Regions from separate parts of the Homo sapiens genome. Here all the other regions are linked to region 3. Evidence: read pairs that join two places in POLR2A ChIA-PET (ENCODE). Cell type or tissue: GM12878. All regions are shown on one strand. Links, peaks and the distances in the headings refer to the core of each region. The heading gives the core; the rest is flanking DNA. Region 1 has its middle 110 kb from the start of MIR1252. Region 2 overlaps PAWR (pro-apoptotic WT1 regulator). Region 3 overlaps PAWR (pro-apoptotic WT1 regulator).

Region 1 (11,227 bases), core at 2,893-7,892, 85 kb after region 3:
CCAGGCGTGGTGGTGGATGCTTGTAATCCCAACTACTTGGGAGGCTGAGGCAGGAGAATTACTTGAACCCAGGAGGCAGAGGTTGCAGTGAGCTAAGATCATGCCACTGCACTCCAGCCTAGGCAATAGACTGAAACTCCATCTCAAAAAAAGAAAACAACAATGACAACGATGTGCTGTACTACCATTTATTATATGCTAATATAGCAAATGGTAGCATAGTAAACTAGTTTGGGATGTCTATCAGCCCATATCTTCTTTTTCAGATGTGAATCAATAGCCCCTGCTGAAAGGATAGGTTTAGGTGGCTAGGTGTGTACCATGGAACCCACATCTCTGGCCCCACAGATTGCACCAGGAATGTGAATACCTGACCTAAGCTGAACAAGTTATATTTTCTTTCTCAGTTTCCTTAATGACCCCAAAACTGTATTTAGATAGTGTTGAGTTGGGCCTAGTGCCTCAAATGGGCTTTAGTTACAATTAAATTTGGCTTTGAGGGGCAGAAAGCAAAAATTACAATGCCTAAGCAAGATGGTAACTTATTTTTCTCTGATGTAAATATAGGCAGTCCTGAAGGCTCATCTGGCTAGCCATTTCATGATCATCAGGGACTCAGACCCCTTCTGTCTTATTGCTCTACCATTTTCAACATGTGGCTTTTACCCAGTCGCAGGCTGGTAAACTGGCCCTCTGGGGGGGAAAATGGCATAATTTGTAGCATTTGCCTGATTTTCATGGTGGAAATACTCCCACCATGGCCAATTTCAAGCTACAATGGTTTAACAACCAGCTTGCAGAATTCCTCAATGTTTAATCATCTGCTCTCCCAAGCTCATATAAGCCAGATCTAGCACACCTCTGTTTCTCTGTCATGGTCCAAAATGGCTGCCCTCGCTCCAGACATTAGAATTGCATTTCAATCAATAGAATGGAAGAAATTGGAAGAAAAGATCAAACTCCTTCCCTTTTTAGGATATCTTCTGGGAAGTGTGCACAGCTCTTCCACTTAAATCTCATTGGTGAGAATTTTAACACATGTCCACACCTAGATGAGAAATGTATTCTTTATTCTGGGCCACCATTCACCACCTATTTGGGTGTTCTCTTAATAAAGAAGCAGAGGAGATTAAATTTTGGTGAAAATTAGTAATCTCTGTCACTAATAATAACACTAGTTCCATATAAAAGCCCAAGTTAGTGAGGAACCAGAAGATCCAGTTAAAAAGAAGTTAGTTTTCAGAGTGAGATGAATTGGAGTGGATTACAGCAGAAATCCTAAATATGCAGCTTCAGATAGAGAAAAGATCAGTGCCTATTATCTAAATTTTAGTGTGACCATTGATAACACCCCCTTTTTCATCTCCTGAGTTCCAAACCAATTGAGGGACAGATAATTAAGTCAGGCACATGGAAATAAAAGTGTCACCTAAGCCATTTGGAGGACAACTTTTTTTTTTTTTTTTTGAGATGGAGTCTCGCTCTGTCACCAGGCTGGAGTGCAGTGGCCCAATCTCAGTTCACTGTAACCTCTGCCTTGCGGGTTCAAGCGATTCTCCTGCCTCAGCTTCCTGAGTAGCTGGGCCTACAGGCACATGCCACCACGGCCAGCTAATTTTTGTATTTTTAGGAGAGATGAGGTTTCACCATGTTGGCCAGCATGGTCTATCTCTTGACCTTGTGATCCGCCTGCCTTGGCCTCACAAAGTGCTGGGATTACAGGCATGAGCCACCACACCCAACCAGGAGGACAACTTTAATCTTGCAGTATCAAGGGGCTTACCAACTTCACTGCAGAAATAAACTTATCTACCTAATCAAAGGCAGACTTGGAAAACTGCAGTGCTGCCCACCGTCCCATCCTGGTTTTTCCCTGCTGTGGGGACCTGCCCTTGAACGCCCCATTCAGAAGATTCCCAAGGAGAAGAAAGGAAAGGGCTGCACAAAGCATGTGTAGTTTCTTCCTTCAAACTCACCAGTCAGATAATTGATTAAGATTGATTGAGGGTTAAGGAGAGAGGCCAGTATATGTCTATTCATATTGCAACATGAGGAGTAAGTGCTCTTATCTAATACTTAAGACTTTCAAACCTGTTGAGGTTTAGCTCATTATCCTGCAATTGGATTATGGGAAATCCATCCGAATCCTTACCACTATCTACACTTATTTAAGCTAACACAGATGGGTTCTTTTACAACGAAACAGTCCCTAAGACAGAAATGTAATTAACAGCTACATTGTGTGAGTCAGAGACTTAAATGTTGTGGGAGTTCATAAGACAGTTATAAGAAAGGGTTGGAGCAGACAAAGGATTTTTTATGTAAGTGGTGGAATGTAAGCTTAAATCTTAATGTCTGGGCAGGATTTTTGATAGGTGGAGGGAATGCAAAGTGTTACGGTCGAGGGGAACTTCATGGATGAAATGGGAATGAGGGAAATGGACATGGCATGGTCAAGGCATGGAGAGGAGACTACAAAGTCTAACTGAGATGCCTGTTGAAGAGCAGTGGAAAATCAAGTTAGGCAACTTGGGAGCAAGATTATGTACAACTGTAACAGAGGAGTATGTAGTTGATGGGGAAGGAAATTGGGAGTCATTGCAAAAATGTGGTGTTTTTCACAGATATTCTGGAGAAAGTATTATTCCCTGAACTTAATAGTTGTACAGAGCACAGATTCCCTTTTTTGCTTAAACCAGTTAAACTATATATCCCTGACTAATACATTTCACTTATAGGGTATAGGGAAGTAATTCTCAAACTTCTACATGCACTATAATAAATTGGAGGATTTGTTAAAATACAGATGCTGGGCCCTACTACCGCAGCTTCCAATGCAGTAGATCTGGGATGGGACTCAAGAATTTTTTTTTTTTTTTGGTTGGGCACAGTGGCTTACGCCTGTAATCCCAACACTTTGCGAGGCTGAGGTGGGAAGATCACTTGAAGCCAGGAGTTTGAAACCAGACTGCACAAAAAAGTGAGACTCTGTCTCATAAATAAATGAGTAAATAAAATGAAAAAGAATTTTTACTTTTAGGAAGGCCCAGGTGATGTTAATGCTGCTGGGATTATACTTTGAGAGTCAGTAAGATGAATGCTGGCCTAGGATGAATCATTTTGAGTTTTGAATAAGTGAATGAATGAAAATGAATTCCCTAAATCATAAAATGAGAAATCAGATGAAATGGCCTCTGAGGTCTTTTTGAGTCTATGCTCCTGTGATTCTAAACTACAGAATACCCCATTCACATTTTTTTCATATAATGAAATCTCAGTGTTTACTAAGATTGCTTTCATCTTTTGTTACTGCATTCATTTTACATGAGAGGCTCATATCATTCCGTAAGTGGGAATCTCAAGGCAGGTGTTTGGACTTCAGATGTTTTCTTGAGAGAGAAGGACCTCTTAACACGGGTCCTCCATGCTTCTGCACTCAAGAAAATAAAAAAGGAAAAAAGAAAAGCAGCAGTGAATTCCAATCTTGCCCATACTGCTTTAAAAGGTTAAAAGTGAGAGGATGAGACTTTCTAAAGGAAAAGTGTGGTTGACTCCCTACCTGAAGCTTTGGAGAGCATTTACCCAAACTGTTAACATTTCAGCCTTAAGAAAATATTTACCCAATTCATAATTGTCCAAAACAATCAGCTGGATATCTGGCCAAAGGAGTCAAGGCTTCCTGGTGAGCTCAAACTTTCGTCACGGATGACCGGGCAGGCTGATTTAGCCACAGGGGGAGGGATATTTGTCAACACTTGGAGCAGAGCTCTCCTTACTCTAACAGGCCTGCATACTGTTAGCTGAGTAAAGGCTGGTCTATGGTCGGGCGCGGTGGCTCACGCCTGTAATCCCAGCACTTTGGGAGGCCGAGGCGGGCGGATCACGAGGTCAGGAGATCGAGACCATCCTGGCTAATAAGGTGAAACGCCGTCTCTACTAAAAATACAGAAAATTAGCTGGGCATGGTGGTGGTTGCCTGTAGTCCCAGCTACTCGGGAGCCTGAGGCAGGAGAATGGTGTGAACCCGGGAGGCGGAGCTGGCAGTGAGCCGAGATCGTGCCACTGCACTCCAGCCTGGGCAACAGAGCCAGACTCCATCTCAAAAAAAAAAAAAAAAAAAGTCTGGTCTAAGCAGCTGCTGTCAGCCATACGGGGAACTATGGTCCGATTGGGGGATTTGATGAATTTCATTTTGACTGATCTTATGTTATTTGCATACATTTCTGTCTAAACCCATTATATTGTAAACTGCTTTGAGGTTGGGCTGTACCTTACTCATCATTGTATTCCACACAGTGAATATCCATCAATAATATTCTCAATACATATTTATGTCCTAAAACTGAACACTGATAGTTGTAAGCAGAGTTCGTAATACTTAAGGTCAGAATCTTCTGGAGGGGGAAGAGAGGTGAATTAGAGTCCATGCTACTAATATAATGCTTTTCAGTTCACCTTAGCTTGCTCATTTTGATCCCATTGCTTAAAATGTCCTTTAACCACAACCACTGACAAATTCTTATTCATTCTTGGAAACCAAGCTCAATTATTGCCTCCTCTGTAAAACTTAACCTTTTTTTGTACTAATTCTGTCCTTTAAATATCCTTGCAATTATTTCATAAATGAAAATTAATTGTTTACTTGTCTGAATTATGAACGACTTGAGAGAAGAGTCTGGTTTTGAAGTTTTTAACTGAATTGACAACCACAGTGTAGACAAAGCAGACAGCTGCTGTGTGGTACCATTTTACAGGTTCAGGTAAAACTCCCCTATCATCTCCCTACCTGTTCTCTTTTTCTGGAAAACATACTATAATTCAGAGCTCTGATTCCTGTTCGTTTCCTTAGCTCCTTGAGAAAGGTCATCCTTGAAGCTTCTAGCGAACATTTATTTTAATGCTAGGGAGTTCTGATTTCTTGCACAGAGGATGTTTTGATAGGAAAAGAACTTGAGCAACAGGAGCATGGGGGAGAGTGGAGATGAGGGTTTATCTTGCTTGAGTCACCAAAGATAAACTTTGCCTAGTTTCTAATTTCACCAACAGCTGAAGCCTTCTAATGGGTTAGTCCAATGAAAGACCCAGTAGTACATAGTGGAGCTCATTCTACCCACTGAAGCTAGGGAAGGAAAGAATTCTACTATTTCCATCAGTCATTTGTTGAAACTGGGTCTGAAATGGTTTTAAAGTCTTCAGCGGTAAACCAGTAGAAGCTGCGTAGCTCTTTGTTTGAGTGTTGCTGTGTTACTAGAAATCAGACTATGCTTTGGTGCCTTGAAGACCCAAAATTGCAATGTATGAAATCCTAAGAAATGTTAAAAATATTTCTGAGCCTTTTGGGAAGAGATTATTAACTTATCTCTGCACCTGATCTCCTGGAAACTGAGCCAGTTGGACATTGATTAGGTCTTGATTTAGTGTCACTCGTAATGATTGACAGTTTTATGAAGGATCTTTTTTCCTAGGCAAAGGTCAAGGGATGCAAGTCAATGGAAAACATTTCTTTTCAGAAAAGAGAGTGCTGCCTCTGCTAGTTTCCATAGCTGCATCTCTATGTATCTACACATAGGGAATTATTTGCTTTAAATTGTCTCATTTCTGGATCTGACTAGAATGAATTTTGTGTTTTGTATTTGTGATTTTTATACATGTCAGAGTGTTTACTGACAGAGATGCAATAGTTAAAAGCGAAAATTGCTGAACAGCTTCAAGCGTGCTATGGAAATAAGAGGCGGGAAGATGGGAAAGACAGCATGTAAATAATCAAATATTTATTGGCCCCTGATTCATAATTAATTTTTAGAAATACCATATCCAATCTAGATAAGAATAAAATACTCTTTATCATTCTGATATTTTGTGCATATGTTTTTACAGATTATAATCTCTTATACACACTTTCCCAAATTTTCTCACTGGTCACTTAGGTAACATACCTATATTCTATTGCCTGTCTCCCTTGTTTTTCCACACAGTGGAGCTGTAACTGCACTAAGATGGAGCAAACAGATTTCCAAAGATTAAGATTCAGTAAATTATAGTGAGAATTGACAAGAAGTTTCTGTTTATCCATTGACCAGAGAAGGGAAATAATTCATCAAGTTTAGTTTGAAGGTCTCAGGATGTTGAAATCAGACTTTTACATCTTAATCCAGTGAGAATGAAAAATGAACTACTTATAGTGTCTGCCCATGACAAGTCATTTCTTTGCTTAGGGATGCAAATCGTATCACACAGTGGTCTGAAATATTCCTTTCAAAGAGATAAGCTGTTTGTTTTTCAAAATGGAGCTTCCAGGTGTGCTAATTCTGAACACGAAGCTTTGTTATTTGGAGAAGAATATCCTTTTATGGTGGTACTAGGTTAGTTGGCAAATATTTACTAATGCATACTTTGTGCTAGGAACTGTTGTGTTCATGAGGACAGAGAAAAGAACAACACAGATGACTCCTTGTCTGTACATAGCTTCCACTTTAGTGGGAGGAGACAAATGATAAAAGTGCAGCCATGAGAAGATAAGATAAAGTGATGCATTACAGATTGACTAAATTGGTTAAGGAAGATCTCTCAGAAGAGGCCAGGCGCGGTGGCTCACACCTGTAATCCCAGCACTTTGGGAGGCCGAGGCACATGGATCATGAGGTCAGGAGTTCAAGATCAGCCTGGCCAAGATGGTGAAACCCCGTCTCTACTAAAAATACAAAAAATTAGCTGGGCGTGATGGTGGGCGCCTGTAATCCCAGCTACTCGGGAGGCTGATGCAGAGAATGGCTTGAACCTGGGAGGTGGAGGTTGCAGTGAACCGAGATCGTGCTACTGCACTCCAGCCTGGGCGACAGAGCAAAACTCCATCTCAAAAAAAAAAAAAAAAAAGATCTCTCAGAAGAATGATATCTGAATTAAAGTCTGAATGTTGGGGAAAAGGCAACCATTTGACAATTTTGAGGGTAAAGAGATTGAGCTCAGCATGTCTGATAGAAACAAGACCAGTAGATTGGGATGGGTGAACAAGGGAGAATGCTCAGGGAGATGAGGCTAAAGAGGAAGGCAGAGGCTGGGTCACTGAAGGCGTTTTTGGCCATGGTAAGGAGTTTGGAGTTTATTCATGTTGCAATGAAGAGTCATTGAGTGTTTTATGCAGGAAAGGGATGAGGTCTGATGTAATTAGAAAAAATTAATTTGTCTGCTGTGAAGAAAATGGCCAAATGGGTTGCCTTGCCAATGTGATGGCACATGTGATGTCAAGGAGACCTGTTAATTGCTTTAAAATAGGGTGGTAACAACGAAGGTGAGAAATGGTCAGTTTAGAGACGTTTGTTGTAGCCAGGGCTCTCAAGACTTATAAATGAATTGGATGTGAAAGAGAAGAACTCAGGATGACTACTAGGTTTCTAATCTGAGCAATGAGTAGATGGTGGTACTATTATTAAGGCTGCTGGTGGCATTGGGGAGAAAGGGGGATTTTATAGTAAAGTAATTCTCTAGAGTTCCCTTCATATTTGTGCAAAGGAATTAGTCATTCTGCTGTAAACTACTTCATTACTGTAATTAGAAAGCTGCATTAATACCTTTTTAACTAGTGGTATCTATTCAGGAGACGTTTTCAGATGACAGTTTGTTTTCCGATACCCAGTAGTCTGCAATTTGTGGCCTGGGTGATACATCAGTACCAGATATCTGTGATTTCTTTTCTTTTCTTTTCTTTTCTTTTTTTTTTTTTTTTTTTTTGAGAAAGAGTCTTGCGCTGTTGCCCAGGCTGAAGTGCAATGGCGCGATCTTGGCTCACTGCAACCTCTGCCTCCCGGGTTCAAGCTATTCTCCTGCCTCAGCCTCCCGAGTAGCTGGGATTACAGGTGCCCACCACCGCACCCGGCTAATTTTTGTATTTCTAGTAGAGATAGGGTTTTGCCATGTTGGCCACCTAGGCTCTATGGCATGGCCTTTTGTTCCTCAGCTACAAACCTGTATAGCATGTGACTGTACCCAATCCTGTAGGCAAATGTAACATAACAGTAAGTATTTGTGTGTCCAAACATAAAATGGTGTGGTAAAAATACGGTATTATAATCCTATGGGACCGCCATCATTAATATGATCTGTCATTGATCAAAATGTTATGTGGCACATGACTGTATGTGGTTTACCATTTACACTAACAGCCTCTTCTTTTCATTCCTCTACATCCTTTCTTATGGGCTCAAGCAAATGCAGCTGTGAAGATTTACTTGTAGTAGACTCCAGATGAGGTTTCTCTTCAGGGTTTAAAGCACCCTTTCCAATTAGCAGCATCTATGCTCTAGGGAGATATGGGATGGGGTGGGGGGGTGTTATTTTGTTTCCTTTTCTTCTGTTGATCCTGAAGGCTGGTTTTCTGGAAATGACTTGGAAGCACCCTTCTGAATTTTCTCTCTGATGACCTATGTCTCTTTCTATTTGTAGGATATATAGACACTGTGACTCAGGTAGCAGTGATCCCAGGCAGAAAGGTTAAAGGTAGATAAAAAAGGAGCAGACATGTTTCCAGTTTCTACTCCATAGCACTTGTATAATATCAAGAAAAAATAATAAGATAACTTGTTTTGATAATCTAGCTTGTCATTCATTTTCTCAGCAACTATTAATTGAGTTCTTCAGTATGCCAGGTAACACCAGATGCCACTCCTACCTTCATGGCTATTTTGGCATGGGCTTGGAAAATGTTTGCTATGCTCATTAAGAAAAATAATTAATTCTTTAAAACTTTAAAGTCATTAGATTTTACTCTGCTAGTTTGTTTAAATGTTCATTTATTAATTAATTCGCCAAATACGTTTACTTTGATTAATTATCATAGAAAGATTCTTGTGCTAGGTTTCAGGATTTGAGAAAGAAAATCAAATAAAGATGCAGCTTTCAAAGAGCTGTGGAGACTGCTGCATTTCGGTGGATCCTGTGGTGTCAATAAATGCATCAGTAGAGTTAAATCCAATATAATAACCAGCAGTGGTTTGAAACACTCATTTGAAATGTCCTGGGGCTAGAATAAATAATGAATCATTATTATGAAGTACTAGGTCCCTGGAGAGTATGATCTTTGGACCAGCCAGAGATGGGATGAAAAGCACTTCTGGTCACTGAAACTGTGTGGGAATACAGCATCAGTAATAAATTCAGTTATGTCTCAGGATACACAATAGGGGACAGAGCTACCTCCTCTCTGATGTCTAGTGCATTTTCCCATTTCTTATTTACTATGCTTTGCATTTTCTAAACCCTACTGAGTTTTCATCTTTTGCTGTAATGAGCATTTCCCTGTAAAAATTGTTGGCCACTGTCTGCCCGATAGAGTTGCTAACAAATATTACAAATTCAAGGCCAGGAATGACAAATCATATGCAAGTAGAGCTGAAAAAGATATTAGAGTTAAATGATTATGAGTCTGCAATATTTTTTATTTTGTTAATGTACAAAACATAACACCACACCTGCAGGATATTCTGATACATGAATACAATCTTAGCTTTTAGAAGTCGTGAGGTAATCTTCAATATTGAAGATCCCTGATCAGGTATCAAGTCTAGAGAAACCTAGAGAATTTGGAGAGACTTCACTCAGGTAATTTTTGAAAAACAGATTGAAGGTAGGCCGGACGCAGTGGCTCACACCTATAATCCCAGCACTTTGGGAGGGTCAGGACCATCCTGGCCAACATGGCAAAACCCTGTGTCTACTAAAAATATAAAAACTGGCTGGGTGTGGTGGCACATGCCTGTAATTCCAGCTATGCGGGAGGCTGAGGCAGGAGAATCCCTTGAACCCGGGAGGCAGAGGTTGCAGTAAGCCGAGATGGCCCCACTACACTCCACCCTGGGTGACAGAGCAAGACTTCGTCTCAAAAAAAGAAAAACAGATTGAAGGAGAATATAAGGAAGGAAGAGTATGACTTTGAGTACCAGAAGACATGGTGGCTCATGAAGGACAGTTTTCTTTAGGAGGCGAGTGTGATGAGTAGAAGAAGAGGGATTTGTTGAAGACTGGGAAAACTCTTTTGATCCTTTTTAAACACTTTGATCCTTTTTAAACAACTCTAAAAGGTAGGTTTTTTAGATCCCCATAGTATGCTATTTTCATTTACAAATGAATTTGAAATGAAGTGATTGATTTAACTTAGATGTATGTGCCTAATAGCTCTAGTATAGTGTTAGGAAGAACATTAGCTTTCCACTTAGGTCTGCTTTCCAGTCTATTATCTTGGCTAGGCTACTTTCTAGAATTATGTGATCTTGTTTAAGTTATTTTGTTTTCTTATCTGTAAAATGGACATAACAGAGCCTGTGCTGTTAGTAGAGGAGTAGATAAGTAACTGTATGTGAATTACCTACTATATTATACATCTGAGCCTTTTGATAAACAAAACTAGTATTATGACAAAATTACAGAAGTTTGTAAAATCTTTATCTACTGAAGATATTGAAAAAACTGGATATATTTTTATTAAATTGTGATATTAGGAGTGTCCTGGAAAGAAGGATTGATAACTTTCTCACATTCCCAACAGACGAATTTTATTTTTTCCCTTGATGCAAAATAATGCATGGTTGATATGGTAATTCAAAATATTCACTAGTATATAAAGTAAAACTCGACTGTGCTCTAATTCCATGCACTGAGATGATCATCATTAATAGTTTGTTATATACCCTCTCATACCTTCCCTCAGTTATATGAAAAAAGAATGCATACCTTTTCTTAGAAAAATAGAATGAAATTGGGCACATATTTCTGCAACTTGCTTTTTATATATGTAACAACATATCATGAACGCCTTTCTCTGTCAATTCATGGAATTCTATCTAGTTTGTTTTTGATTTTATAGCTGCATGATATTCCATAAGGTGATTACATCATTATATATTCAATTAGTCTCCTGCTATTTGACTTTCAGATTGTTTCCAGTTTCCGTTTTAAGTTTTGCCTCAAGAAAAGATGCTGCAATGTACAATATTGTATGTTTTTCTGAAGGATATATTCATAGAAATATGCATGGCTAGATAAAGACATATTTAATATTGTAATAAGTTAAAGAAGACTTCAGTAGATTCAGGTTAGGATTTATTTTAACTGACTTTAAACCAATATGTATGGCTTGCATTACTGAAAAACAACTTAAAGCAAATGGCCTATTGACCAGTGGGTTCAATGGGACATCACTAAGTGAATAAAGTTGGAAGTTAAATGTTTATTTCTC
Region 2 (11,227 bases), core at 2,864-7,863, 61 kb before region 3:
GGAGAATCAATTGAGCCCAGGAGGTCGAGCCTGCAGTGAGCCGTGACTGCTCAACTGCACTACAGCCTGGGTGACAAAGTGAGACCCTGGCTCAGAAAAACTCAAACAAAACAAAACTCTAGGGGGACTAAGAGAATAGGATAAATAAACATAATAATATACAGTTTGAAATACAGAACTGAAACAGATGAAATTAACTTAAAAAGACATCTTTCAGACTAAGCTTATCTATGGTCATGTAAGCAAACTACTTAATATTTTAGAATTTGCAGGTTACATAAAGTATCAATTGATTTTCTATTATTTTGGAGTTTTTTCCAGAATATTTTTAGTAGTATTTAAAAAGAATGTAAATCTCAGAACAGAGTTAACATTCAGAAGATGGTGCTTGAGGAATAGGAATAAAAAGTACGATTGTATTAGCTGAAATAATCAAAGAAGTTACTTTTAGGTTTCAAATTCTTGAAAGACTTCTCCATATCCTATAATGTAAGCAAAAGTTGATGCAAATCAAATTTATGTAATCCTAATTTTTTTCTGCTAGTAGAAGTAATGTGTTAAAAAAAAGGCAGTGTGTTCACTGTAGTTCTCTCATGGAAATAAATCCAAGGAAAGGTAGAAAAACCTGTTATCTTATACATATTAATATTTGTGTTTCTATTCTTATTTTTTTGAATCTACTTGAGAAATGGAACCACACTATTGATTTGTGTGTATACTTAACCACTCATCATGAGTATTTTTATGATGTTATTCTATAACTTCAAAAATAGGGGTGGATGTGTATGTATCTTTTGTTGTATGTTTTTTAGAGACAGGGATCTTGCTTGTTCCCCAGGCTGCAGTACTATGGTGTGATGACTCAGCCTCAAACTCCTGGGCTCAAGTGATCCTCTTGCCTCAGCCTACCAAGCAGCTGAGAGTACAGGCATGAGCCACCATGTCCAGTTGGATGCATGTGTTTTGTGCTGTTTGATATTAAAATACTTAACCATTACTTCATTGGGAAAGGACCTTACTGCTTATCTGCCTTATTATGTGGCTTTTTGATTAGCCCATAAATAGTCTTAGATAAATAGCCCTTTCCTTTCCTTTCCTCCCCTCCCCTCCCCTCCCCACCCCTCCCCTCCCCTCCCTTCTTCTCCTTTTTTCTGAGACAGGATCTCTGTCACCCAGGCTCAGTGCAGTGGCACGATCATGGCTCACTGCAGACTCAACCTCCTGAGTTCAAGAGATCCTCCCACGTGAGCCTCCTGAGTAGCTGGGACTGCAGGCTTGCACCACCACATTGGGCTAATTTTTTAATTTGTTTGTAGAGATGGGGTCTCAGTATGTTGCTGGTCTTGAACTCCTACACGCAAATGCTTCTCTCACCTTGGCCTCTCAAAGTGTTGTTGGGATTACAGGTGTGAGCCACTCCACCTGGTCTATTTTTTTCTTTTCATATATTGTGTTTCCTGAAACATTGCTCAGGAAAAGTGTTTGTGCCATTGAAAGAGTCTCATAGGTTCAGATAATTGTGAAGGATGACCAGAGGTTTTTTCTTTTTTTAAACCTCTATAACCTTTGATTTCACTGGGAAGTTGGTGGTTGGAGCTGGAGTAATTATAAATGTATGTATGCTGTAGCTGAAATAAGTTCCTGAAACTCATCATGGTATGCAAAATTGTGCAGTAAAAACTGTAGGGCATATGTGAAAATGGAGTTTGGGGCATAACACTCAAAAACTTTGTCAATGGCATTTAAAAAGATAGAAACCTAATAAAAACTAGCAGTTTCACACATGTTAAATGCTTAATAAGTACATAAATACTACAACAAATATGACACTTTACTTTGAAAAATACCTAAACTTTTTGAAAAGTGTTAGAAGGATCCCAGCTTGTGAATTACTGTAAAATGGTAGGAGGAAGGTTATCTGAAATTGGAGTGAGAGTGTTACACCAGATGTGGATGGGTGTAGCTCATAACGTATGCAGTGAACTGACGTAACTGGCAGATGTTTGAGGTGTGTATGCATATATTTCTACGTGACTGGGTTGCAGTTATCTGTGCCTGCTGAGCATTTCTTGCATTTGAACATAAGCAAACACAAAATTAGTGTTATTCTCAACTTGTTCCCTAACATGTGTTCATATCAGTGGCATTGGGACAAATCCATGTTTTTCTAAACAAATGTTATAGTGCGTATATGTCTACCCATGCATAGATATCTGTATCCCCATCAATCTGTCTAAAATATGTAAAACGTTGTAAAAACATAGAAAACAATGGCTTGGGAAGATCAATCCAAGTAATGACATAGAGGAAAGGTATAGGAAGCAGAGAAATGGGAGTACTCATATAAGAGTATACTAATAATGATCGCTAGGGCAATAGTGGTAGAAAAGGAAAGAAAGAATAGATTTCAGAGATATTTCATTGGCATTAAAAATTACATAACTGGATGTTTTGAGCTGGAAAAGTGTTTAGAGATCATCTAGCCCATTACAAAAAACAAAACATTAATGTAGTCTTTCCAGAAAGCTTTTACCTCAAAACTTAAGTTGCATTTCAACCTCAACCTTTTTCCTCTAGCTGAGTCTAGCATATCCCCCACTGCTCCTGGCCCCACCAGGCTAATACTACTGCCGTATCAGGGATTTTATTTTATTACCTCTTACTTAAATACTCAGCCTCTACCTCCTGGTTCATCTTGTCATGCAGAAATGTTCCCTTAATTTTGCTTTACCTTCAGCTTACTGTTTTTTCTCCATAATTGGTCAGTTTCTTAAAGGCAACATTTTCACCTGCTGACTGTTCATTTCTTACTACAGTACTGAAATTCATCTCTCTAAGGTTGCCTGTGACCTTTTTTTTGTACCAGTGTCACCAAACTTGTGACCTCTTAATTGCCGAATGTGACAGCTTCTTTCATTCCATTTGTCCTCTCTGTAGCATTTGCCCTGTCACTCCTCTCATATGCTGCAGCATTTTTTATAGATTCTTTTATAAGAATCTATATGTAAATGTTTCTTCAGAAACATATGAATGCCTGTTGTGTGCCCCAGGCTCAGTGCTGTGTGATAGAAAATATTCACCAGTCTTTAAGGAACTTCTAATCTTTCAGGGAAAGAGATAAATAATTAGAGGTTAGTATAATAACAACTATGATGGAGAAAAGAGCAAAGTACTGAACTAGCACAGAAAAGGGGGCCATGGGCCGGGCACAGTGGCTTTCACCTGTTATCTCAGCAGATTGGGAGACTTAGGCAGGAGGATTGCTTGAGCCCAGGAATTTTAGGCTGCCGTTAGCTATGATAATGCCACTGCACTTCAGCCTGGGTGACAGAGTGAGACCTTGTCTCTAACCACCATCCTGTGCCTCCCACCCCCGCCAAAAAAAAAAAAAAAATACCCTAAAGGGAGCCATTAATTAAGGAAGTCAATAAAGGCTTTACATAACATGAGGTGGTATTATGCTTTAGGTCTCAGTTGGTAAGAAAGATTCTCCAAGTGAAGAGGGGAACAGGGTAACATTTCAGGTAGAGCAAATAGCACGTGCAAAGGCACAGAACTGGGAAGTAATAGAAATAATAACTTTATATTGCATGCCTGCTGTATGTCCAGAACTGCACAGAAGGCTTTCCATGGGTTACATCTAATCTTCACATTAACTCATGAGGTAGGTTTTTATTTTTATCATTTTACAAGATGAGGAAGTTGAGCCTCAAAGAAGTTATGACTTGCCCAAAGGCCATCCTGGCAGAACTTGGCTTTGACTCCAGATCTGTTTGGGTGCCAGTGCCCACACATTGGTTATCATTGTTGGAAATAAGCAGGATATGTTCTAACAGAGGAAATGGTGATGTTCAGAAAATTCATGATGGGGAGTGAATGGAGAACAGTTAAAGAGGATTGATATGGACCAATTGTGTTGGATTTTAATGCCATGCCAAAGAATTCAGACTTTATTCTGCTGTTCAGTATTGTTGACTGGGTACTTCCTTCCTCTGTCCATATCTGTTTATGCAACAACTCTCACAGGTTTTGGAAAGAAAACAGTTTTGTCTGCCTAATTTGAAATCATTAAAAGGATTGTCTTGTTCGGAGGCAGATATTCAAGAGTAGTAAACAACACAAAATACTGTGAAAATAACATATAGTAGAATAAATCAAAATTTCCATATGCATTAAAAAGAAACTAGAGGATAGGATCTAAACAAAGTTGTACCAAGTGATTTCTTTTGATGACAAAAATAATTATATAATGAATAAATTTGAGTGTTTGGGGGTAGAGGGCAGATGGAGTGGAGGTGGGGAACTCCAGTGATACTAAATTGCTAGAGTTTGATTCTAGTGTAATCATGGAGAAGTTTATAGCTTAACGTTATCCCTGAGTTTGTACTTTGCCCTGCACTTTAATATAAAACCAGTTTATTGCATTCTGATTCTCTAGTTCATTCTGTAATACAGATGGTAGGAATACAGGTGCTTAAGGATGGGAATTGCCTTTGAATTTTTCTCCATGTATTACTTGTTTAACTTCTACAAGTGTTTTCTCCCTCCATACTTCCCTCCTTCCTGGTAGTATCTTCGAGGAACTCAAGGGCATCTCCAAACCATGTTTTAGGAATAGTATTCAGAAAATTTGAAATAAAATAGCAAATCTAGGATTGTGCAAAAATCAGCTATAGAATATTACTTATAAATTTAACAAATTTTCTTCCATTTTTATTTTTATACATTGGGATTATATTCTATGTACATTCTTATAACCTGCCTTTAAACTTGACATTGTCTTATTATTTCATTTTAAGCTTTTTTTAAAAGGAGAAATGTTATTACTTTTTTTTGTTGTTTCATAAACACTTTTGTTTCATAATCATTTTCATTGGACAGTGATTCTGACTATCCAGTGATACTAGTACTTTATATTTTTGGAATACAATTATTTGAAGCCACCCACAAAATAAATGTATTTATCCAGAAATTTAATCATTCTACAGATATTGTTACAACATTTTTGTTATCACTATCTTTACAAACATCACAGATGTGTTATTCTTAATGTCTACAGAATATTCTCTAATTTGGATGTTCCGGTATAGCTAGCATACATTTACTACCTTGTTAGTACATGTTAGACACTGCACTAGGCCTTTTGAACGCTTAAGTTAATACAGCTGTTCTGTTACCAGCACTGCCAGGATTTGGACAACTCTGATTTTGTCCTTGAGTACTTTATAATCTAACTCAGAAAAACAAGATTATATAGGACAATTCTTGAACATTAAAAAATGAGTATAATAAAATGTTAAATGTTAGGTCATACTCTTAGTACAGATATTTGAGAGATTCCTGGAGGATTGAATGGTCCAGGTAATTTTGTGAAGGGAATGTGAGATTTGAACTGAATCTTGAAGGACTGATAAGAAATGCACAGGTGAAGAGGAGAGTTCTATTTCAGGCTGTGAAAGCAGAGTGGGCAGTAGTACAAAGATGAGAATTAGTAACCTGATTGGGGTAGAGGGCTTATGTTAGGAAATAGTAAGTGAAACTGAGGGAGCAGAATAGTGAAGGATCTTAAAAACAAGCCCGAAGGTTTTTGGTTTGATGTATCCGGCTACAGGAGAACTTGAGCAGGATATGTTCATATTGTGAGAGCAAAATTTTAATAAGATCAACTATCAGGCTGTAGTACACAGAGCAGACTAGAAGAAAGAGAGAATAGAGATAAGGAGATTAGTTGTTGCCATACTCTAGTTGGGAAGATACTGTGTGTGAAATTATAGAACACTATAGCAGAGAATACAGTTTATTAATGTTTTCAGTTTTATGACTATTTAATTGACTGTTAGTGTCTTCAGTTGGAGTACATAGGGGAGCTTATTATTATCTTGAGTCACATGATAATTTGAAAGATTGATTAAATCAGAAATTGCTTATACTACAAGCTGGCTCTTAGAATATTTTATTAATTATGGGTGAAGAAAGGTATTTGTATTTCTGAATAAGCAGGCCATATTAATGTGAGATTACACTTAAGTGCTTTTTGAGCCTGGTACTATTCTAAGTCCTTTACATGTATTAACTCATTAAATTTTTAGAACAGCTCTAGATGGGTCACTGCTATTATTATTATTATTTCTATTTTACAGGTGAGGAAAGCAAAGCATTGAGAAGTTCAGATTTCTGATTTGAGAAATTAGTTGCTAACTTTGCACTTGCCTCCATTCTTGATTTTTTTTTTTTCCTCTGTTTCCAACTTCATAATGCGATCAGGGTCACTTCTTTCTCCTGTGCTTCCAGCTTCACAATGGGGTCAGTGTCACCTTTTAAATACTAGCCTGAGCAAAACAAATATATTAAGCTTGCTGTTATTATTTTTTTTCTTTCCAACTTTTATTTTAGATTCAGGGGGTACATTTGCAGATTTGCTGCATGGGTAAATTTCATGTCGTGGGGGTTTGGTGTACAGATAATTTTGTTACCCAGGTAATCAGCATAGTACCCATAATATCCTTACCCTTCTCCCACCCTCCACTGTTAAGTAGGCCCAGTGACTATTGTTTCCTTCTTTGCGTCCATGTGTACTTAATATTTAGCTCCGTCTTATAACTGAAAACATGCAGTATTTGGTTTTCTGTTCCTGCATTAATGTGCTTAGGATAATGGCCTCTAGCTCCATCTATATTGCTGCAAAGGACATGACCTTGTTCTTTTTTATGGCTGTGTAGGATTCCATGGTGTTTATGTACCACATTTTCTTTATCCAATCAACTGTTGATGGGGATCTGGGTTGATTACTTATCTTTGCTATTGTGAATAGTGCTGCGATGAATATATGCATGCTTGTGTCTTCATGGTAGAATGATTTATTTTATTTTTATTTTTATATTTGAGAGACAGAGTCTTGCTTTGTCACCCAGGTTGGGGTGCAGTGGCGTGATCCTAGCTTACTGCAACCTCCACCTTCCAGGCTCAAGTGATCCTCCCCACCTCAGCCTCCCGAGTAGCTGCGAACACAAGTGCGGCACCACGCCCAGCTAAAATTTTTTGTATTTTTAGTAGAGACAGGGTTTTGCCATGTTGCCCAGGCTGGTCTTGAACTCCTGAGCCCAAGCGATCCACCCGCCTTGGCCTCCAAAGTGCTGTGATTACAGGCATGAGCCACCGTGCCTGGCCCTGTGGTAGAATGATTTCTAGTCCTTTGGGTATATACCCAGTAAAAGGATTGCTGGGTCTGGATGGTAGTTCTGTTTTAAGTTCATTGAGAAATCTCCAAACTGCTTTCCACAGTGGCTGAACTAATTTAAATTCTCACCAGCAGTGTTTGGGTGTTCCCTTTTCTCTGCAACCTCACCAACATCTGTGGATTTTTGGCTTTTTAATAGTAGCCATTCTGACTGGTGTGAGATGGTATCTTATTGTGGTTTTAATTTACATTTCTCAAATGATTAGTCATATTGAGCATTTTTTTCATATGCTTGTTGCTACGTGTATGTCATGTTTTGAGAAGTGTCTGTTCATGTCCTTTGCCCGCTTTTTAATGCGGTCATTTTTTTTTTGGCTTATTGATTTGCTTAAGGTCCCTGTAGATTCTGGACATTAGACTTTTGTCAGATGCATAATTTGCAAATATTTTCTCCCATTCTGTAGATTGTCTTTTTACTCTGTTGATAGTTTATTTTGCTGTGCAGAAGCTCTTTAGTTTGATTAGGTCCCACTTGTCAATTTTTGTTTTTGTTTGAATTGCTTTTGGAGTCTTCATCATGAAATCTTTGCCAAGGCTGATGTTCAGATGATATTTCCTAGGTTTTCTTCTAGGGTTTTCATAGTTGCAGGTTTTACATTTAAGCCTTTAGTCCATTTGAGTTGATTTTTTTTTTTTTATCTGGTGAAAAGAAGGGGTCCAATTTCAGTCTTCTGCATATGGCTAGCCAGTTATCTCAGCACTGTTTATTGAATAAGGAGTCCTTTCTCCTTTGCTTGTTTGTTGGCTTTGTCAAAGATCAGATGGTTGTAGGTGTGCAGCTTTATTTTTGGGGTTCTCTGACCTGCTCCATTGGTCCATGTGTCTGTTTTTATACCAATACCATGCTCTTTTAGTTACTGTAGCCTTGTCGTATAGTGAAGTCGGGTATTGTGATGCCTCCAGCTTTGTTCTTTTTGCTTAGGATTGTATTGGCTATTTGGGCTCTTTTTTTGTTTCCAGATGAATTTTAGAATTTTTTTTTCTAATTCTGCAAATAATGATATTGATAGCTTGTTAGGAGTAGCATTAAATCTGTAAATTGCTTTGGGTAGGGTGGCCATCTTAACAATACTGATTCTTCCTATCCATGAGCATGGGATGTTTTTCCATTACTTTGTGTCATCTCTGATTTCTTTCAGCAGTGTTTTGTAATTCTCATTGTAGAAATCTTTCACCTCCCTGGTTAGCTTATTCCTAGGTGTTTTATTCTTTTTGTGGTTGTTGTGAATGGGATTACATTCTAAGTAGAAGAATTTAACCTTGTGAAGTGCTTATATGAGGAATAAAAAATGCTACCATAAAGTATATTACCTATTTTTAGCTCTTATTTTAAGTTCTCACAAATCTCAGACCTCTGACAAGGGAGTGCTGTTTGGCTAGTATTGGGTTACTGAATTTGAAAGAGGAGCTCAGGCTCAGCTCTTTGAGGAGAGGCCTCCAACTGGCTGGTAACGGAGTCACTGAGGGGCACAATAAGGCTGGTTTCAGCTGTTGCTACTTGAATGAGTGCTGCTCTAGTGACTAAGCAAGGCTCAGGTGAAACTGACAGAACAGGAAGCAAACTTGAAGAACAAATCACTTCTTCCTTCTCCAGACTTGCAATTTCCTTTTCTCTCTTTGTATTGGTAGACACTAGAAAGAAATATGATTAATTTAGGGCCGGGCGCGGTGGCTCATGCCTGTAATCCCAGCACTTTGGGAGGCTGAGGCGGGCAGATCACGAGGTCAGGAGATCAAGACCATCCTGGCTAACACGGTGAAACCCCGTCTCTACTAAAAATACAAAAAATTAGCCAGGTGTGGTGGCAGGTGCCTGTAGTCCCAGCTACTCGGGAGGCTGAGGGAGGAGAATAGCGTGAACCTGGGAGGCGGAGCTTGCAGTGAGCCAAGATCACACCACTGCACTCCAGCCTGGGAGACAGAGCAAGACTCCGTCTCAAAAAAAGAAATATGATTAATTTGACTCACTTAATAATGGTTGTGGTAATTGAGAAATTTGACATCTAACTTGATATTTGATAATATTAAGTAATCATTTTTCATTATTTTCGTTGTGGTAGTGGTTTAGTGTGTGCTGTAGAAGAATTGTTTTAGAGATATATATTGGTATATTTAGAGAAGAAATGCCTGGGATTTGCTTCCAAATAATATAGGACAGATAGTGGTGGGAAAGTAATAGAAATATAAATGAAATTTGTACTTGTTGAAATTGCAGTAATGAACAAATTAGGATTATTTTATTTTCTCTACTGCTGTACATGTTTGAAATACAGAAAAAAATTAGAATCTTTTTTTTTTTTTTGGTGATACATTCAAGTTAATAAAACTGATTCTCGTTGAGGGGTATGGATGTGATCTAATACACACAATAAACTTGATGATAAGTACCTTGGAGAGGATAAAACAGGGAGATAGGCTATAGAGAGTAGAGGCTGCAAAGTGGTGGTAGCACTTTAGGGCTGGCAAGGAAAGCCTCTATATGGAGCAAGGTATTTAGTTGAGATCCAAACTTTGGAAGGAGCCAGTTAGGTAAAAATCAGGGGAAGGAGCTGGGGTAAAAATGTTCTAGGTAGGAGAATCGGAAGAGATTGTGGGGAGAAAGAAAACAAAACAAAAGTTCTAGGTGGAGGGAACAGACATTACAGAGGTTTTGAGGCAGGAAACTTCAAGTATTCAACTTAAAGCAAAAGTTGGGTAGGTGAGAAGAGATAAAGACCAGGTCATGGTAGAGTTTGGAGTTTAAGTGCAGTTGGGAGCTGCTTGTTGGTTGAAGCAGAGGAAGTACTTGATCTAATTTTTGTTTCAGAAAGATCAGTTTAGGTTGTAGGTAAAGAATGGGCTCTGTGTACGGGAAGGAGAGGGCAGACCACTACAGCAATACAGGAGAGAGTGACCAGGTGGGAGGTAGGGGCCATGGAGAGACGGGATTGCGTATGGAATATGTTTTAGAGGTAGAGCTGACAGCACTTTCTGTGAGAAGCAGAGCAATCAAAATGATAATTAGGTTTTCCTTTAGAGCAATTGGGTGGATGCTGATGCCATTAACTAACAATACTTTTCACTGCTATTCGTGCAGTAAAATGATGTCATGCAGAAGTATAGCTTTTTAATATTTTTATTTTTAGAGATAGGGTCTTGCTATGTTGCCCACGCTGGCTTTGAGCTCCTGGGCTCAAGTGATCCTCTTGCCTCAGCCTCCCAAGTAACTAGGACTACAGGTGCACAACTGTGCCTGGCTGTGTCCTTTTTGTAGAAATTATGATTGAGCCTCTTTATAAATAATCTTAACATTTTGAGTATATGCTAGGCATTGTTCTAAGTTCATTACATGTATAAGCTTATTTAATTATCATAAAAAGTTAAATGAACTATTTGTCTTTATATCCCTCGTATCGAGGAAACTAAACAATTAACATGGTAAACACATCAACAAGCTAAAGAAGAAAAATCTCATATTAATAGATGGAGAAAAAGTATTTGACAAGATCCAATACCCATTCACAGTAAAACTTCTTGGTAAACTAGGAATAGATGGGAATGGCCTCAGTTTGATGAATATCTACAAAAACCTATAGCCATATATTTGAATTTAGAGAAGCTACTTCTACGCTAACTACACATAAGGGCTATGTTTCTAGTACAGAATATTGATTAAAACCTTTCCTGTTTTGATTAAATCTAGCCACATGATTCTCCTAGTGAAGGGATTTAATCTTGAAATTGGTGGAATATTTTAGATGGTAAATTGATTAGAGAAAAGAGATTTCAATTATGTTGTCTAGTACTTTCCATTTTGTTGAATTAAAGTTTAAAACACCACCAAACAACTTTAGGCTGTAGTGGAATTTAAAATTAGTATTTGAATGTAATGTTTTCTTTCCTTTTTTTTTTTTTTTTTTTTTAAGTGCTAAGGTCTTGCTTTTTGCCCAGGCTAGACTCAAACTCCTAGGCTTAAGCAATTCTCCTGCCTCAGCCTCCAGCGTAGCTGGG
Region 3 (11,227 bases), core at 3,194-8,193:
TGTAAGCTTTTCCAATATGCTGTTACATGTGTAATTCTCTTTTTTTATATATCTGCAATTCCAAATTGTAGCCATTCTTTAAATTACAAGATTTTTTATAGTCTTTTCTAACTCTCCAGGTAAAAATACTCTTCCTTTATATGCTCATAGAATATAAAGCTAGAAACTGGGCCTTTATCACTAAGTTATCTATCTATCTATATATATGTATTATCTTTCCTACTAGATTATAAATTCCATTTCTTTAATGCATCCTTTGTTACCTTCTGCAGAATGCCTTGTTTAAGGTAGACGTAGTTTACTTATTGAATGAATGATAAAGAATGAATAAACCTTTCCTTTAAGAAAACCCTGTCACTGATGTTTGGAGTTTAGGGAAAAGATTTGTTGGCAGTGGTGTGGATATGGAAGTACAAGTTTTAAGCAGATAATTTATAGGAATTAAATGTACATATTGCTGAAAGAAAAATACTTTTATTATGCAAACTAATTTCTGAATGCACAAATATTTCTTTAATACTATCAATATATTTTCACATATTATCGAAACAGTCTATTAATAGTAGAAATAAAATGGAAACTCTTTTTTTCTTTCAGTGCTTAGATGAGTACGAAGATGATGAAGCAGGGCAGAAAGAGCGGAAACGAGAAGATGCAATTACACAACAGAACACTATTCAGAATGAAGCTGTAAACTTACTAGATCCAGGCAGTTCCTATCTGCTACAGGTGAGTATTTAAAAATACCAGGAAGTCACTATCTATTTTAATGGCAATTTTTCAATTATGCCTCTTGAGTTGTATGTAGTAATATATCTCCCATTGCCTCCTTTCCTCCTACTTATGCCTTCCTTACCATAAGTGGGTTCTGACATCACATGTTGGGCTCACCGTAAGCATGAACACTCTCTTCACCCTTTTCCGGCTTGTGCATCCTTTGATAGGCTGTTCTGTAGGGCCTCTGTTTGCTCCTGCTGAGACTCGGAGAACTCATGTCGGATTGCTCCTCCATGGGGACTCTTCCTCAACTTGATTAGGTTTTGACAACTCCAGGCCAGACTGCCACTCCATGTGAACATTCACTTCATCCTGCCTGCGCTCTGGCACAGAATACCCCATGCCAGGCTGCCTCTTGGAGGGTAGACATTTTTTACCCTGCTAGAGCTCTATCACCCTTTTCTGAGCCACCCTCCTGTAAAGGTAAACTTCACATTCTACTTGGGACTCTGGCTGCCCCTTTATGGGACTCCCTTTCTGACCTTGCCTCACAAATGAGGCCTTACCTTCCCTGCTTTGTAGAAATCTTCTTCATTCTGCTCAGGCTCTGATTTCTTAGGTCAGGCTGAGTGAGCTGTGCTATGTGAGCAGTCTCCTTGGTTTGCTTGGACTTGAATTCTCTATGCCAAGCAGCTCTTCTTTATGACAGGTTCTGATACCCTGATCTGAGCCACTGTGTTTTCTCACGTTGCTCTGCCCTGCCTAATGGCTTTAGGACTTAATTATTCAGGAAAGGAAGGGGAAGGATGAGTTTTTCCTTTTAAAATATTTGTTAATTTGATAAAGCTCTTATTTTTCATTTTCTTATTTTATCAGTTATATATTAGAGAAATTTTATTCTGAAGTCATCTTCAACAATATATCATACTAAATTATACATGGCAACATAGATATTTTAAGTTAGTCCTGAGGGTCAGTTAGCATGTTATGCCATAATTTTACTGAGGGCTGTGGCTTTGTTGCTAGATTATTTGAATAACATCAGTATTACTTTGCTGTATTCATCTGACTTGTATTTGTCTGATCTTATTTCACCTATGCTGTTATACTTGTTTATACGTTAGAAGTTCTGATCTGCCACTGTACCTGTAAAGACTGTTTTCATGGGGATTTCCTTATTGATCTTTATAAGCTTGAATAAAGCAGAGCGTTTTATTTAAACTTACACAAAACAGTTTGTGCTTTGCCAACATTTTCTCAGCTCTACATAGATCTTTCCCCTTCCCTTTAGTAATAGAAACCATCCCATTGCAAGGAAGATTGTTTCAGAAAGAGTATATTTGAAATCAGTTGTATAACAGACTTAAGGATTTGGGGGAGATCTAATTACGTAGTCTTTGAAACTTTTAAGACCAGTACCAGTCTTAACAGTTGTACTTTTTACAAGCCGTTTCAATGATACTAGTATAGCAGTACCCCCATATCAAAGGGAGTTATGTTCCAAGACCTCCAATGGATGCCTGAAATCATAGATAGTACTGAACGCTATATATACTATGCACATATTTGTTTTTCCTTCCTTACAATTTCATGGATAGAAGATATGTTCTTATCATAAAGCTTAGCAACTTCAGGATATGATTTTTCTTTCTTTCGTTATTAAGCTGAGAATTTTCACCTTTTTACTTAAAGCAAGCACTTTACAGCTTCTCTTTGGCATATCAGAATTGCCAGCATCACTACTCTTGTACTTTGGGGCAATTATCAAGTAAAAGAAAAGTTAATTGAACACAATCACTGGGATACCACAACAGTCTGATAACCAAGGTGGCTCCCGAGTGACTAATAGGTAGGGAGCATAGACACTGTGGTTACATTTTACAAAGGGATGATTCAGGCCCTGGGCGAGATGGAGCAGGACAGCACCAAGTTTCATCATGCTAGTCAGGACAACTCACAACTTAAAGTTTATAAATTATGTCTCAAGTTTTCTATTTAATATTTTAATTTATTAATTAAAATACTAAAATTTTATCAATTAAAATTATTAAATAACAAATATTAAAAATTATTAATCTAGCTTTATTAATACCCATGGGTTGACCATGGGTAACTGAAACTGTAGAAAGTGAAAGCTTGGATAAGGGAAAAAGGACTACTGTATTTCTTCATTTTTTTTTTCCCTATTTAGTATGGAGTAGTAATTATTAAAGTGCCAAATAATTATATAGTTGTTTCTTTGCCTGGAAATTGTTGTGGCTACAGAAATATAGTTAAGACATCTAAGGTGACGTTTATATTTGTGTGGAATTTTGTTCTACCATGTAAGAATGTCAAGCATTTTCCTCGTTAAAATTATCAGGGACTTATTTCAGTGAACATAATGTCCTCTGCCGTCATCCATTTTGTCGCAGTGATCTCACTTATATGTGGAATCCAAAAAAGTCAAACTCATAGAAGTAGAGAGTAGAATGGTGATTACCAGAGGCTAAGGTAGATGGAGAAAGGAGAAACATTGGCCAATGGGTGCAAAGTTACAGTTAGATAGGAGGAATAATTTCTGTTTTATTGCACAGTAAGGTGATTATAGTTCATAATAATGTATATTTCAAAATAGCTAAGAGTATTTTAAATGTTCTTACCAGAAAGAAGTGATAAGGGCCTGGTGCAGTGGCTCATGCCTGTAATCCCAGCACTCTGGGAGGCCGAAGTGGGTGGACCACTTGATGCCAGAAGTTCAAGACTAGCCTGGCCAACATGACAAAACCCCATCTCTTCTAAAAATACAACAATTAGCTGAGCATGGTGGTGTTCACCTGTAATCCCAGCTACTCAGGAGGCTGAGGCACAAAAATTACTTGAACCTTGGAGGCGGATGTTGCAGTCAGCTGAGATCACACCACTGCATTCCAGCCTGGGTGACAGCGAGACTGTGTCTCAAAAAAAGAAACAAAAAAAAAAAGAAGTGATGAGTATTTGAGGTAATTCTGTATAGGTTGTTCTTTGCATTGCTATAAAGAGACACCTGAGATTGGATAATTTATAAGAAAAATAGGTTAAATTGTCTCACACTTCTACAGGCTACACAAGCATGGCATCAACATGTGCTCAGCTTCTTATGAGGCCCTCAGGGAGCTACTCATGGAGGAAAGCAAAGCGGAAGCAGGCACATCACATGATAGGAGCAGGAGCGAGAGAGAGAGCGGGGGCAGGTCCCATACTCTTAACCAGATCTCATTGGTGCTAAACCATTCATGAGAAATCCACTCCCATGATCCAGTCACCTCCCAACAGGCCCCGCCTTCAACACTGGAGATTACATTTCAACATGAGATTTGGAGGGGACATCCAAAATATATCAGACATATATGCTAATTACTCTAATTTGATCCTTCCATAATATATACATGTATTGAAATAAAAATATCACTTTGTGCCTTATACATATGTCTAATCATTATTTGTCAATTAAAAATAAAGCTAAAAAAATTATAAGGGACCTTTCACTGCACCATATAGGTTGATTTTTTTTTAACCTAACATTTCTAATTTAAGATATGCCCAGTTTTCTCTTTTTGGCCAGGATATAGAAATCACTTTAAACTCCACCTTTAATTGCCCATTTTTAACATGCATAAGAAGACTCCCACCCCTCCCAGTCTCTAATCATACTGGTATAATCTATCCAGTGTGGGGAACATTTTACTGTTAAAAGTTTTTTTTGTTGTTGTTTTTTGAGACGGAGTCTTGCTCTGCCACCCAGGCTGGAGTGCAGTGGCATGATCTCAGCTCACTGCAACCTCCACCTTCTCTGTTAAAGCAATTCTCCTGTCTCAGCCTCCCAAGTAGCTGGGATTACAGGCACTTGCCTCCAGGCCCAGCTAATTGTTGTATTTTTAGTAGAGACAGGGTTTCACCACGTTGGCCAGGCTGGTCTCCCGACCTTAGGTGATCTTCCTGCGTTGGCCTCCCAAAGTGCTGGGATTACAGGTGTGAGCCACCGTGCCCTGCCAAAAAACAAGAATCACTATAAAATAACATTCAGCTTCAAAATGTATAATCTCTAATAAAAGACCATATTCAAATCCACCAATAAGGAATAAACTCGTGTCGTCTGTGTGCTTCAAAATCTTAACTATTGAAATATTAGCTATATACAAGAAATAAGTATAGCTTAAATTCTGATTATTTGTATGTCTCAGACATGAGCATGGAATGACTGTAATGGCAAACCCGCAATTACTTTTCGTACCAACGTAGTATGTGGGAGTTCTAATTTTATCAACTGTATCAAGCTAGCAGTGTGGAAAATACTGTGTAAAACTTACTGAGTTATGTTTTAAGTGACTGAGTGTTTAAAAAAAAAACCCAAACAACTGTAGAGAAATGTAGAAATCTGATATTTTTACATGACTTCTGGTTAGCATACTTAACTCAAAACTTGTCTGATACTGACTTTTAAGTCATTTATAATTGGGTCAAAGTGTGAAATTATTGTAATGCCACTGCAATTTAGAGTTGCTGAAAATGCCCTCCATTTTACATTTCTGTTTTTGTTAAAATTCTACTCTATATCTCTATTACTCTAAGTTTTACCATATTACAGAAAAAGTCTATTTCAAGCCTCAGAAATAGTGTTTGTTGCCAAGTTATTCATACAATTTCAGTTGATATACCAGTAACCCACAAATTAGTAAATCTAGTAAGGGTTGCTCTCATTTAGCAATTTTGCTGACTTCATTTCAGTAAAAGGCAATCTGGGCAATCAAGCTGATGTGGCATGTTCTGAGATATTTCAAATATAACCAAAATGAGACAGATGTGAGAGAAATGATGTGTGATGTTTTAGAACTTTATTTTGGAGATTCTGGCATTTTTTCTCATGCATGTGTAGTCAGACATCATACGCCTTAGTTTAGTTCATATAGGGTAATATTAGGGAATTTAATAAAAGAAGCTCTTTGTAAAATGTTAATGCAAATACCGTTTGTGAAACTACCAGGGGAAAAACTTTTTTTTTTTTTTTTTTTTGAGACAGGGTCTTGCTCTGTTGCACAGGCTGGAGTATAGTAGTGTGATCTCAGCTCACTGCAACCTCTGCCTCTTGAGTTCAAGCAGTCCACCCACTTCAGCCTCCCGAGTAGCTGGGACTACAGGCACACGCCACTTCACCCAGCTAATTTTGTATTTTATGTAGAGATAAGAGTTTCACCATGTTGCCTAGGCTGGTTTTGACTTCCAGGGCTCAAGTGATCCACTCCCCTCAGCCTCCCAAAGTGCTAGGATTACAGGTATGAGCCACTGCACCCAGCTGGAAAAACTTCTGTATGAATCATTATCACTCATATTTAATAAAGTATATTTTGAGTGAGTATACATAAGCTTAATATTTCTTTCGACATTAAATAACCATCTAAATAAATAGGGGATCTGTTTTACGTGTTTGGTACAAAAGTGTAGATTCGTGGATATCTGCTTAATGACAAGCAGATAAGAAACTCTTTAAAGTTTGCTTGCCAGGTTTTGTTGTTGTCCTTGCTGTAAGAACAGCTGATGCTCAGGGATGGTTAAAATGTCTTTGTATCACCTGTCAAGGCATGACTTCCCCAGAACTAAGCGTGTTTATGGGGTCAAGCCCACATACACAGTCGCTCAAGTATCCTGTCACCTGGTTATTTCCTGCAACTGGTTACTTCCCAAATGGTACTTTTTTGTAACTGCAGATTACTAAGGAAGTTATTTCCCTAAGTTGTCAATATATATTTATTGCATACTAGGTGAGCTGGGGTTTTGGGGGAGAAAGAAAGGAATTGCTGGTGGAGGGTTCTTATTTGTCAGACACTTACATTTTACTTAGAATATAAGATATATACATGAAAAATTGAGATACAAATAAAACTAAGTGATATAGGCTTCTGTAATGAGAATTTATTGACTTGGAATAATTAAGACAGACTTACTCAAATTCCATGCAGAAAATTCAATTAAGATTTTTCCATATCCCAGTTAGTTTTCTGTTTGTGTTAGCTATCAAATTGAAATTGAAAGCCTGTTTGGAAGGGACTGTGCTAATTTTACTCACTTATGTCATTTTATCTCTACAACAACCCAATAAAATAGGCACTGTTATTCCATTTTAGAGATCAGTAGACACTGATAGAGGTTAAACCCATAGTCTCCTAGTCTCCTAGCTACGGAGTAGCCTGTCTGGTTGGAAACTTGATCCGATCCCTCCTCTTAATCATATGGTTTGCTGTACTGGTTCCCCACATTGCTAGTCTTTTATCGCATCATGCAGTCAGTATTTACTCTTTTACTCTGGAACTGGTTATCTTATAAAGGTAGCTTATTCTTTTACCTTAACCAGATGAGAACTTCTTTAATTGTAGGATCTCTCTTGGCAACTTAATGATTAATTAGGAAAAAAGTTATCAATTTTTAAAGACATCATTTGATTTTGACCTGTTTTATTAAAGTGAAACTGCAGAAGTATTTGGAGAACCTAGACTGTCAAAAGATTGAACAGAGACATGACTGCCTAGTTATTTGCAAGGTAACAATTTTTCTACCCCAATGGTTAATGTTAACTTTTAGCAACCTTTTTTTTTAGTAGCTTAGAATCAGCACAATATTAAAATGTACTTTTTCACTTTTCATTTTTAGCTGTATATGTAGTCTTTAAAAATAGGAACTAATTACTATATGCACACGGTAAGTTGTAAGTTTTAGAAAAATTGATGGCATAAAAAAGACAAAGGGAGATATATAAAGACTATAAGGCCGGGCGCAGTGGCTCACACCTGTAATCCCAGCACTTTGGGAGGCTGAGGTGGACGGATCACCCGAGGTCAGGAGTTCGAGACCAATCTGACCAACATGGAGAAACCCCGTCTCTACTAAAAATACAAAATTAGCCAGGCGTGGTGGCACATGCCTGTAATCCCAGCTACTTGGGAGGCTGAGGCAGGAGAATCACTTGAACCCGGGAGGCAGAGGTTGCGGTGAGCCCAGATGACACCATTGCACTGTAGCCTGGGCAACAAGAGTGAAACTCCTTCTCAAAAAAAAAAAAAAAAAAAAAAAAAAAAAAAAAAAAAAAAAAAAAAAATATATATATATATATATATATATATATATATATATATATATATATATAATGGTGGTACTTTTTAATGCCCCTTGACTTTCAAGAGGATTTAAGCTGAGTGGATGATGAGTGATGCCCCCGGCCTTGTCCATTTTCTGAGTTTTTAAAATACTTCTTTATTAAAAACATAATTTTAAAAAAGTGATTGATTTGGACTGAAAAATCAGATGTAGACTCCTGTTTTGTTTGACCAGCAGTGTGAATTTTTTAAAACAGTAATTGCTTCAAGTTGGTCTTTTTAAAATTAGGTATTCTCTATCAACTATTTTATATAATAAGTAATTGTGTACATACATACTCAAACTGATACATAATTATTTTTACTTTGCAGGAGCCACCTAGAACAGTTTCAGGCAGATATAAAAGGTAAGAATCCTTATGACTTAAACATATTGTAGACATGAATGTAATGTCTGTCTGACATTGACTTAACTAGAACTATTTAAAGCAGCTTTTTGAAAAGTAAGAAACTTTTCTACTGTGCTCTTAAAAATAAATTATATTGTAAGCAGGAGTATCATGTCTGCCTGACCATGGCTTATTCTGACATGCCGAAGTCTTTGAAAACTCACTGTGAATTTGCATGGGTCTGATGAACTTTGCAAAATAAATGCCTTGAATTGCTATTTCTCATGTATTTAAACATTGAAAATATAAGTAGACCCATCTGTATTAGTTAGCTCAGAGTGCCATAACAAAATACTATAGACTGGTGACTTAACAGAAATTAATTTTCTCACATTTCTGGAGGCTGCATGTCCACCATTGTCAGGTTCTGGTGAGGACTCTCTTCCTGCCTTATAGGTAGCCACTTTCTCACTGTGTCCTCACATGGCAGAGAGAAAGAGGGAGGAAGAGGGAAAGTAAGCTTTCTGAGGTCCCTTCTTTATAAAGGAACTAATCGCATCATGAGGGTCTCATCCTTGTGACCTCATTTAAACCCAATTATCTCCCAAGGGCTCCATCTCATTAAGGGTTATGGCTTCAACATATGAATTTTGGGAGGACACAGATCAGTCCGTTGCACCACCTGTACACAATGAGTAACACTTCTAACCAGAGAATGTGTTTGTGTATGTATATGTATAGGAAGAAAATCAGAATTGGGTACAAGAAGTTTTTCAGTGGAGGTGTCTAGGATATTCACTTCCTTCTTCCCTGTTGAGGCCATAAAGGTTGCAGAAGCATGTGGTCATACTTGCGCTAATAATCCTAGAATGATAAATATTATTGAGTACTTACTGTGTCCAAATTGCTTTACATAGAGTTCTTTCAATTCTCATGATTATCTTATAAGGCAGGAATAATATTTATTTCTCTTTTATAGATGAGAGACGTGAGGTTAAATAAGTAGAATAATTTTTCTGGGGTTATAAACCTAGTCAACAGTAAATTCTGGATTTGAACTCTGGCAGCCTGACTCTGGAGCCCACATTTTTATTAACTATGTAAGACCATCTGCCTAGATTTATACATGTAAAACACTTACTTTCATCTGTATGTTGGAGTTTAAAATATTTCAGCTGTTTCATCTAAAATAAAACATTCATTAACCAATATTATATAAAAATTTTAATTTTTGTCATGGGCTACAGTATTTATTAGCAATAGAAAGAGATGAGAAGGCCAAGATAATCAGAAGAGTAGTTAAGTCTGAAGTAGTTTCTGGCACATGAGAAAACACTCAATACATTTACTACTGTTAACTGCTTTTATTTTCATTTCTGGGTAATTTTGATGTAGGTATAATGAAACCTGCTTTCGTTTGCCATTAATAGTTTAAACTGGAAAAAATCCTTTTTCTCTTTCCAGAAATAATTATGAAATAGCCTTGATGTGGCCTGTTCCCATACCACATTCTCAAACCAAAAAATTTTTAGCATTAGTTTTTGGTTTGGAGACTAAAGATAAACTGTGGCAACTTATCAAGTTTGTTGTATTGATCTTATACATTTAGTTCTTATCAAGTAATAGTCTTAAAGTACGAATGACACTTTTCAAATTTGTGTTCTTTAATTAGAATCAAGAGGGGAATAATTTTATAAATCCTATCAAAAGCTTTATTTACATGTCATTGTGTTAAATCAGAAGGCAAATTTATTCTCTGTGAATTTTTGTGAAACTTTTGAGACCATTACTTGTGATATGTCCATGTGTTTGTACTTTTCTTACTTGTATTCTCATAGCCTAGAGCATGTGGTTTACTTTTCAGCTTTCAAAGATTTGCCCCTGTTTAATATTGTTATAAATATCTTAAAGTTTCCCATCATTTTTTATTGGTTTGGAGCTCCATTTTAATGCCATCTAAAAAGAGAAAAAAAGACAAAAACTTAAAAAGCCACAAAACCTAGAATCTGTATATGAAATTATCTCTTATCTAGTAGAAATGTGTTATACTTTATATCAACAGTTTGTTATTTTCATTAATCTGTCAGCAAGTTATAGCAATGACTAGAGAATAGATGTTTCTTAGTGAAGGTGTCTGCTGACTAATGGGAATGAAGAAAAGGGAGAATAGAGTAAAAGATAGAAATTTGGCATCACATGTAAGAAAATATTTTCAGTAAACCTAATAACTTATTTTTTATATATATATAACTGAAAATAGAAAATATTTTCAGTAAACCAAATAACTTCCAAGAAATTATATATATTTTATATAAATTATATATTATATATAAATATATATAATATATACTGTATAAGATTTATATATAAATATCTATAAGTTTTATATATAAATATCTATAAGATTTATATATAAATATCTATAAGATTTATATAAATATATATATATAAATTTTATATAGCTAGAAATAACTCTGAAAGTCATTAGGAGGTTCAAACACCCAGAAGATTCATTTGAATGTATGCTCTTATAAATTATGAATTAAATACTTAATTTTTCTCACAAATAAGAATGTACATTTTTAGCCTTGAGTCTGTTATGTGCTCAGTCTAATTATGCTGTATTTTAAAACTTGAATTGACTTTCGTGGAATGTGTCTTACATATTCCCGGTTTTCCTTATAAAAATGTGTTTAACTGTAGGGAACTATTTGGAGGTGAGGGTTATGTAATTTCTGAAACTCAAGATTTAGTAAAGATGGATCAGTGTTACCAATTTGTGGGTTTTTTTTTTTCAATGTGTAATTTTCTTTTTCTTTTTTTTTTTTTTAATTTTTGGTAGAGACAGAATCTCTCTATGTTGCCCAGGGTGATCTCAAACTCAAGTGATCCTCCCAACTCTGCCTCCCAAAGTACTGAGATTAGAGGCATGAGCCACTGTGCCTGGCCTCAATGTGTAATTTTACTCCTCACCTAATGTAACATGAGTATCTTCACCTTTTGAGTTCTCTAAAT

Evidence for each region. ChIA-PET counts read pairs that join two places held together with the same protein. Peaks named below come from ENCODE experiments on the same cell type or tissue, not always from the same donor. Only the 100,000 strongest peaks of a DNase experiment are listed, where the experiment ranks them.
Region 1: POLR2A ChIA-PET joins it to region 3 with 5 read pairs; 2 of 35 experiments call an interaction of 5 or more read pairs at or near these places.
Region 2: POLR2A ChIA-PET joins it to region 3 with 5 read pairs; 5 of 35 experiments call an interaction of 5 or more read pairs at or near these places.

Annotation. Positions count from the first base shown.
Region 1 is chr12:79,525,523-79,536,749 of GRCh38, reverse strand. No RefSeq gene overlaps it. Among named protein-coding and RNA genes, the nearest start is that of MIR1252, 110 kb to the right of the region's middle. RefSeq lists an enhancer at 3,411-3,911. In GM12878, for the core only: no CTCF peak of the experiment used is centred there; no DNase peak of the experiment used is centred there.
Region 2 is chr12:79,671,036-79,682,262 of GRCh38, reverse strand. All of the region lies in intron 2 of PAWR (pro-apoptotic WT1 regulator), which reads left to right. Among named protein-coding and RNA genes, the nearest start is that of PPP1R12A-AS2, 13 kb to the left of the region's middle. In GM12878, for the core only: no CTCF peak of the experiment used is centred there; no DNase peak of the experiment used is centred there.
Region 3 is chr12:79,610,578-79,621,804 of GRCh38, reverse strand. PAWR (pro-apoptotic WT1 regulator) reads left to right here. Exons shown (of 7, transcript NM_002583.4): 3 at 598-729; 4 at 8,196-8,230. Among named protein-coding and RNA genes, the nearest start is that of PPP1R12A-AS2, 74 kb to the left of the region's middle. In GM12878, for the core only: no CTCF peak of the experiment used is centred there; a DNase peak (open chromatin) is centred at 5,494; H3K27ac peaks cover 503 bases.